2 separate regions of the Homo sapiens genome follow, and region 1 is linked to region 2. Evidence: chromatin loops called from intact Hi-C (ENCODE). Cell type or tissue: A673. All regions are shown on one strand. Links, peaks and the distances in the headings refer to the core of each region. The heading gives the core; the rest is flanking DNA. Region 1 has its middle 510 kb from the start of TENT5A. Region 2 overlaps IBTK (inhibitor of Bruton tyrosine kinase).

Evidence for each region. Hi-C counts contacts between places; a loop is a spot of excess contacts. Peaks named below come from ENCODE experiments on the same cell type or tissue, not always from the same donor. Only the 100,000 strongest peaks of a DNase experiment are listed, where the experiment ranks them.
Region 1: it touches region 2 in a loop (8-fold over the local background); 8 of 110 quality-filtered maps call a loop at or near these places.

Annotation. Positions count from the first base shown.
Region 1 is chr6:81,239,951-81,244,360 of GRCh38, forward strand. No RefSeq gene overlaps it. Among named protein-coding and RNA genes, the nearest start is that of TENT5A, 510 kb to the right of the region's middle. In A673, for the core only: a CTCF peak has its summit at 1,972; a DNase peak (open chromatin) is centred at 1,981.
Region 2 is chr6:82,175,565-82,179,974 of GRCh38, forward strand. All of the region lies in intron 26 of IBTK (inhibitor of Bruton tyrosine kinase), which reads right to left. Among named protein-coding and RNA genes, the nearest start is that of IBTK, 70 kb to the right of the region's middle. In A673, for the core only: a CTCF peak has its summit at 2,737; DNase peaks (open chromatin) are centred at 1,267 and 2,697; H3K27ac peaks cover 1,011 bases.

The DNA of each region.
Region 1 (4,410 bases), core at 98-4,097, 940 kb before region 2:
TTTTATGGCTACATAGTATTCCATGGTGTATATGTGCCACATTTTCTTAATCCAGTCTATCGTTGTTGGACATTTGGGTTGGTTCCAAGTCTTTGCTATTGTGAATAGTGCCGCAATAAATATACGTGTGCATGTGTCTTTATAGCAGCATGATTTATAATCCTTTGGGTGTATACCCAGTAATGGCATGGCTGGGTCAAATGGTATTTCTAGTTCTAGATCCCTGAGGAATTGCCACACTGACTTCCACAATGGTTGTAAAAAGAGTAAACTTGGGCCGGGCGCAGTGGCTCACGCCTGTAATCACAGTACTTTGGGAGGCTGAGGCAGGTGGATCACGAGGTCAGGAGATCGAGACCATCCTTGCTAACATGGTGAAATAATCCCGTCTCTACTAAAAATACAAAAAATTAGCCGGCGTGGTGGCGGGCGCCTGTAATCCCACCTACTCGGGAGGCTGAGGAAGGAGAATGGCATGAAACTGGGAGGCGGAACTCGCAGTGAGCCGAGATCGTGCCACTGCACTCCAGCCTGGGCGACAGACAGAGAATTTACTAGATGCAAAAGAATGAAAATGAGAGAGAAAGAGGGAAAGAAAATGTGGCAAAATATTAGAAATTGATAACTCTTGATGAAAGAAGATATATATTTAGTGTACGTTTCTTGCAATTGTAATGCAAATTCAAAATTTTTCAAAATAAAAACTTTTTGAGGAAATGGGATATTTTCTGGCTTACATAATTCATATACTCAACAAACCTCTATGGCTTAAAAGACTTGATGAGAAAATAACCTGAGCTGTAATAAAGGAATGAGGATGAAGGGAGAAGTATAACATAGTAGGTCTGGGATGAGGATCCCTGATTCTAATTCAGGTTGACCAGCTGACAGGTCATGACCAATCATTTCATATTTCTTGGCATCAGATTGTTCATTTGTAGCATGATAGAACTGAACCAAGATGAGCTCAGAAGTCACATATAATTTAGAGCCAATGGTGTTTAGAGACAGAATGACAGGAAAGAGACAATCCTAATTAAAAAGAACTTGAACATAATCAATAATCCACGATGGATACTTGGAACTATACTTCTTTTGGAAAATGCTAGAATCTGGGCAATTAGCAGGACTGTTTAGTGCTTAATATTCCAACGAACTTTGATGTTCTTACTCTTCACTATGATTCTTCAAGGAAAAGCAAACACTGGACTTGGAACATTATCAACCTCACTAAATTATTACTGCTAGCATCTGGTAGAGTACCTCGTGCTGAAGGAATTTCTACAGAAATGTAAAAGTTAAAAAATGAGCAAATTGCCTAATGATTGATGTGCTCAACAATCCACATATGGAAGGAGGAACACATTTTATAGCCTTGAAAAAGCACATCAGTTATATGTTTGCACAGGCACATAAACTGTGCTGCTGTGCACGTCATTGAGGTTTTTTAAAAAAATCTATTGTAGGAAAGATATTTAACATAGAGTAAACTTCGTCCAACAGATCACAGATTAATCCCTGGCTCAGGATTCTTAATAGAATACTAGGGAAATTTCTTTGTTATGTTCATTTTATTATGTTTATTAAAGCAGTTTTTGGAAAAGTTGAAAAGGCTGGTTGTCTTAAGACACACTGAAGTACTGTAATTACCAGGAGAATAAGAGAACATGAGATCCAGAAAAAAGGAGACATGCTGATTTATCATAAAAATATGGTAATTCCAATGTGGTTATTTTCATTGGAATGACATCTCAATGCATATGAAGTCAAGGACACGCTTCTTTCCTGAGACTTGAGATCCTTCCAGTTTAGTCTCATTCTTTATATAAAGCATAAAATTCTTATACCTGACACTATGAATTTATTATACTGTTAGCATTTCCTGGACAAATATTGTTTCCTCTCATATTTGTGTCTTTGGCAAATTAGTAAGGTTATAATACCATCTCCAAGGATCATTCCCCTAGGAGGCAGTATAGTGCAGTGTTTAAGAGGATAGAGTCAGAAAATCAGTTTTTGAGCTTTGAGTTGTAGGAGTTTCTTACATAATCCCGCTAAGCCCTAGGCTTTTCATTTAAAAAAATTGATATAACAATAGTTTTTATAGCATACATTTATTAATATGATTAAATGAGAGAATTTACATACAGCAATTTGCACAGAGACTACCCCAGAGCAAAAACACTTTCTTCACAATTCCCCTCCTATTATTTTCATATTTTATTTGTTCTTTTGTGGTGCCTATCACATTCTTGCAAGAGCCGTGCAGTCCTCATCATTAAATTATAAATTTCCTGTGAACAGGTAAAGTATGTTACCCATTTTTTTATCTACAGAACAACAAAAGTAGAATATACAATAGAGGTTTTTAGTAAATGTTTGTTTAAATGACTTGAGTCATTGAAATTTTAACACAAATACTTTATCTTATCTTTTGGTATTAATGCAGAATCTACTGAATCTACTATATTAACACTGAATATTCTAAAAAAATATTCAAGTTTCAGCACATTGACATAAAAGCAAATTATTTTTTGAGACTATTTAATACTTTCCCTACATTCTTGATATTCTATGTTGCTGTAGTTCAAATTACAGCAAACTACAACTTTATTGGCTCTGGTGCTCCATAATTTGATTCACCTTATGACTGAAGAGCTACTTTTAAATTTCCTTTGAGACATCCAGCCTTTCACCCATTCACCCATTCTGTAAAAATTTAAAAAAAAATGCCCACCAGGAAAGCCCTGACTTCCCATGATTTACTGATTTCTATGATTCATCTTAGAGATTCCGATCATTTAAATTAATTTTGTGAATCAGGCTGTGTATTCTGTGCTGTGAAAATAAAAACCTAATGTTCCACAACTGACTCAGTTAAAAATGACAATCAACAGAAAAACCCACACAAAGTCACCCAAAAGTTCAGCTTAGTCATCAAACCATGTTTGCTGAGAGAAGTTAAAATTTAAATTTATTTTCCAACATGATTATTCCTAAATTTTGCAGTTTTCAGAAACAGAAACTTTTAACATAGTAAATATGATAAAGGCAACATTTTTGCCTTTATGCACCGTTTCTTTTTTTTTCTTTTTTGGACAAAAAGTTTGTAAAATGCATAATCTAGCTGTATCACATACAATTGAATTATATAGTATCTCCCTCTACTTCCATGTATGGGCTGTCTCCACTTAGGATTATTTACCCATGTTATTTCCCCTAAACACCCTATTCTTTTTCCACCTTTCTACTTTTGCGCAAACTGAATCCTCCATCTAAAAGTTGTTTCTTAACTTCAGAATTCTCTTTCCACCATTACATATTCTTTAAGACCTAGCTGTGGTTCAAGTTGTCTCTCACTGTTATCATTTTTCAGCTAATGTATTATTCAATATTAATGTTTCCTTATTTACATAAATATGCTCTGCTTCAATCCCATTACTGGGTATATACCTAAAAGATTATAAATCATTCTCCTATAAAGACACATGCACACATATGTTTATTGTGGCACTATTCACAATAGCAAAGACTTGGAACCAACCCAAATGCCCATCAATGATAGACTGGATAAAGAAAGTGTGGCACATATACACCATGGAATACTATGCAGCCATAAAAAAGGATGAGTTCATGGTCTTTGCAGGGACATGGATGAAGCTGGAAACCATCATTCTCAGCAAACTAGCACAAGAACAGAGAACCAAACACCGCATGTTCTCACTCATAAGTGGGAGTTGAACAATTAGAACACACGGACACAGGGAGGGGAACATCATACACTGGGGCCTGTCAGGGGTTAGGGGGCTACGGGAGGGAGAGCATTAGGAGAAATACCTAATGTAGATGAATGGTTGAGAGGTGCAGCAAACCACCATGGCATGTGTATACCTCTGTAACAAACCTGCACGTTCTGCACGTGTACCCCAGAATTTAAAGTATAATTTTAAAAAATGTTCTGCTTCTGCTGTAAGAATATAAGCAGGCTCAAATCATTAATGTTTTTCCTTCACAGTACCTACCTGAGGAACATGAGCTGACTTTGTGTGAAATGCTTTCTAGTGCAAGCACATAGAGTATCTATGTATACACAGAAAGAAAAGTGCTTTGTAGATTCTGGTCAAGCTTAAAATAGAATGACAGGTTTGCATAGAATAGAATTATAGGCTCATAAGACTGTTATCTTATAGAAATGAAACAAGGTAGTGAAATTGAGAATGCTTTTGCTTGGCTTTCCCTCTGCACATAGATTTCTGATGATAAATTTCTTTCTTTTGATTATAAGAGCATGGAGATGACAAGGCACGTTATAAATAATCAAAGACATGACTTTATAGCTTTACATAGAGGAGCATAAATAATATCTGCATTAACAAAATATGCAAAATTCTTGAGACCAAAGATAATCAT
Region 2 (4,410 bases), core at 293-4,292:
GATTAAACAAATATCAAAAACATTCTAAACTTTCAAATAATAAATATAGCATTATTGAGTTTTCAACATTAGCAACATAGAAGTAGATATCGCAAGAGACAATCTGTAGAAAATTTAGCCTTCTGAAAATAAACAGCAACATAAAAAGGTTAACTGAAATTTTCCTTAAAAGATTTTTGTTCTGGCCAGGTGCAGTGGCTCACGCCTGTAATCCCAGCACTTTGGGAGGCCGAGGCAGGCGGATCACCTGAGGTCAGGAGTTCGAGACCACCCTGACCAACATGGAGAAATCCCATCTCTACTAAAAATACAAAATTAGCCAGGCTTGGTGGCGCATACCTGTAATCCCAGCTACTAGGGTGGCGGAGGCAGGAGAATCGCTTGAACCCAGGAGGCAGAGGTTGCGGTGAGCTGAGATCAAGCCATTGCACTCCAGCCTGGGCAACAAGAACGAAACTCCATCTCAAAAAAAAAAAAAGATTTTTGTTCAAACCAAAAAACATTAATATTGTCACATTTACACTTTAAAGGAACTAAATTATTCTTTGCTCAGTTGGCCTTAAAAAAATTGTACTGGCTTAATTAGAAAGATTTTTATATCAGATTGGAGCTGATATAATCACAGAATAATTTTTTTCTCACAAGTAGTTTTTTTCACTAATTAGAAACACAAGCTCAGCTGGGCACAGTGGCTCACACCTGGAATCCCAGCACTTTGGGAGGCTGTGGGCAGATCACCTGAGGTCAGGAGTTCGAGACTAGCCTGGCCAACATGGCAAAACCCTGTCTGTATTAAAAATATAAAAATCAGCCAGGCATGGTGGCAGGCGCCTGTAGTCCCAGCTACTGGGGAGGCTGAGGCTAGAGAATCACTTGAACCTGGGAGGCAGAGGTTGCAGTGAGCGGAGATCACGCCATTGCACTCCATCCTGGGTGACAAGAGCGAGAGTCCGTCTCAAAAAAAAAAAAAAAAAAAGAAACACAAGCTTACATTTTCTTTCCAGAATTACATAAGGGGACATTTCAGTGAAAGGAAAATGAGAAATAAAAGCACATGAAATAAAAAAGAATACCTAAGTAACAATAAACAAATAAAAATTGTACAAATTGCTCACTTTTAGATGTTAACACCCTCAAACAACATTGTCATTCTTGCCCTAACCTTGGAAAAAAATCACATTTTCTAGAACTAAAACAAGAATGTATAATTTGTGGAATTTCCTGAGATGAGTCCCCCACCCCTGGCACCCTAACTCCCCAAAGGACCATAAGCATTCCTATCTTCTTAACTCCCACGATTTCCTCTGTTTATACTGCCCCATCTTCTCTTATTTCTTCTTTTAAAAATCCCATCCTGTATTCAAAAGCTTATGACAATGAAAGGAATCAAGAATTAAGTGATCTCTTTTTTTCTAATGTTTTTCACATGCTTATAAATATAATAATAAAATATTTGGAAATGAATATAAAAAGTGCTTATGAACTGACCCAGCTCAAGCCCTTCTTCTGCAATGAAGTCTTCCTGACAACACCAGCCCATGCTCAGTTTTTCTTCTCAGAACCACTCATTTGGTACTTCATCATATTGTAATCTCTTTAATACTTCCATATTGTATCGTAATTTCTTTTTGTTTTGTTGTTGTTGTTGTTGTTGTTGTTTTTGGAGACAGAGTCTCACTCTGTCGCTCAGGCTGGAGTGCGGTGACGTGATCCTGGCTCACTGCAACTTCCACCTCCTGGGTTCAAGCAATTCTCCTGCCTCAGCCTCCCTAGTAGCTAAATTACAGACATGCACCACTATGCCTGGCTAGCTTATTTATTTATTTACTTATTTATTTCTCTTTTTATTTATTTATTTATTTTTTGAGATGGAGTTTCACTCTTGTTGCCCAGGCTGGAGTGCAATGGCACAATCTCGGCTCACCACAACCTCCGCCTCCTGGGTTCAAGCAATTTTCCTTCCTTAGCCTCCCAAGTAGCTGGGATTACAGGCATGTGCCACCCCTGGCCCGGCTAATTTTATATTTTTAGTAGAGATAGGGTTTCTCCATGTTGGTCAGGCTGGTCTTGAAGTCCCGACCTCAGGTGATTTGCCTGCCTCGGCCTCCCAAAGTGCTGAGATTACAGGCATGAGCCACCACGCCCGGCCTAATTTTTGTATTTTTAGTAGAGACAAGGTTTCCCCATGTTGGCCAGGCTTGTCTCAAACTCCTGGCCTCATGTGATCCGCCCACATCAGCCCCACAAAGTGCTGGGATTACAGGCATGAGCCACAGCGCCTGGCCCTTGTATCGTAATTTCATTCTTATTCTGTCATTTAACTTCCATGTATGTATATTAATATTTATCAACTAGATTTCAGACACATTAAAGGCTGCACCTATACATTCTACTTTTATATATACCCAACACAGGCCAGTACCAGGTAGCCCATAATTTGCAAATTAATGAATATTTTAGTTTGTCTGTAATGTTTAATATTTCCTTTTTAAAAAAGCATACTTATTATGTTTTCTATGATGGAAAAAAACCCTGAAACTCAAAGCTATCTGTCTTCTTTCTCAGAATCACTAGCAGTGATAGCCAAAGCTATTTAAAACATTAACTCCCATACCAAAAATACTGAAGCTATGGATATATCATACTGTCATAAACTCCATTGAGTCAAACTTCCAAAGCAGTATAACAGGGCACACTTATAATTAAGAGCCCTGATGTTATAGCACACTCTAGTGATCAACTATGAAACCACAGATCCATATTTTAAGTTCCATGACAAATCGTTATATATCTAAAGACTTTTTTTTAAGTTTCAATGAATATTAATATTTAAAATATAAAAATACAAAACTTATCTTAATTTTCATACCTTTAAATTGATATATCTAAGACATGCAATATAACTCACTACATTAGAAACAAATGTTACTTGAAACAGGGTTACAATTTCAATTAATTTACTCATTCATTCACCAGACTCACTGAGCACCCAATACATGCCAGAAGCTAATATGAACACTGGTAGTAAAATGATGAGCAAAGACAAACATCCTCCTTGCTCTCATTGAACATATAATTAAACATACAAACATGAAAATACTTAGAGTAGACAAATATTAAAGAATCACACTAATAAATATGGAACGTACAATAAAAAAGAAGTACTATGAGAACAAACAACAGCAAACTGCCCCAGTAAGTCAGACTTCTCCAAAGAATATAACTGAATAGATATTGAAAGAAGAGTCAGAGTCGTCAGTCTGTCAAAGAGTAAGGAGGTGGAAAGAAGGAAAGTGCATTTGAGAACTAAGAGAAGGCCAAGATGACTAGAATACAGAGATCAGGTTACAAAATCAAGTTAAAGACAGTTGGCAGGAGCCAGACTATGTAGGCCTTGAAGGCCATGTTAAGAATGCTATAGCTTTTCTCTTAAAAGCAGTAAACTCCAAATTTTAAAAAAGAACATACTGGCTTAATATATTTGGAGTAAAGAAAGGCAAGACCAGTCAGGAGGGTAACTCTGGTGGCCCAGGTGAAGTATCACACCAGACTGACTCAGAGGTGATAGCACTGGAGATAAAATTTAGTATATGGATTTGAGAAATATTTAAGAGATAAAAGTGGAATGCTCTAACAGTAGACTGAATATTTGTGAAGAAAATGGAAGTGCCAAAGACACAAATTCTTCCTATTTACTGAGGAAGAAGATTCCGAAAAAACAGGCTGTTCTATGTTTTGTCTATATTTTTGTTTGATTTTGGTTTTATGAGATGGGTATGAGGAAAACATTAAGTTTAGTTTTGGACATGAAGTTTGTGGTCTTTCTGAACATCCAGATAGAATGGTAGGGTCAATAAGAGATAATTAAGTCTAAAGTTCAGATGATAGATATGGGCAAGAGATATAAATTTTGAGACTTTAGTACATGTCTGACGACTGAACATATGCTCATTAAATGGATAGTGTAGAAAGAATATAAAGTGAAATAAGACGACGACCAGTAATTGAACTTCAAGTATGATGAGTCACATAAAAAGTGGATGGTGTTGGCAATACAAAGGTCACTGTTGAACTTAGCCTGTACTGGTACTGTTTCAGTTTAGTAATGGGGCTGGGAGATAGAATCAATTACGGACTGATTGGGAGGTGACAACTCTTTTGAGAAATCTGGCTGTGAAGTGGATGGAGAATTGGTAATGATAGGACAACTGATAGAAGAAAGTGTGCCCAGACCACATGAGAGACCTGAGCACATTCAAAACCAGAGGGGAAGAATCTAGTTAAAAGGAAAATGTTGAATCTTACACAAGAAAGGAAAGGGGTAATTAATAGTTTTCAGGCTTCTGAAATGGGAAGCATTAAGATAAAAGCACAGGTATTGGCCTAAGATAGGAGAGATAACTCTTCTAT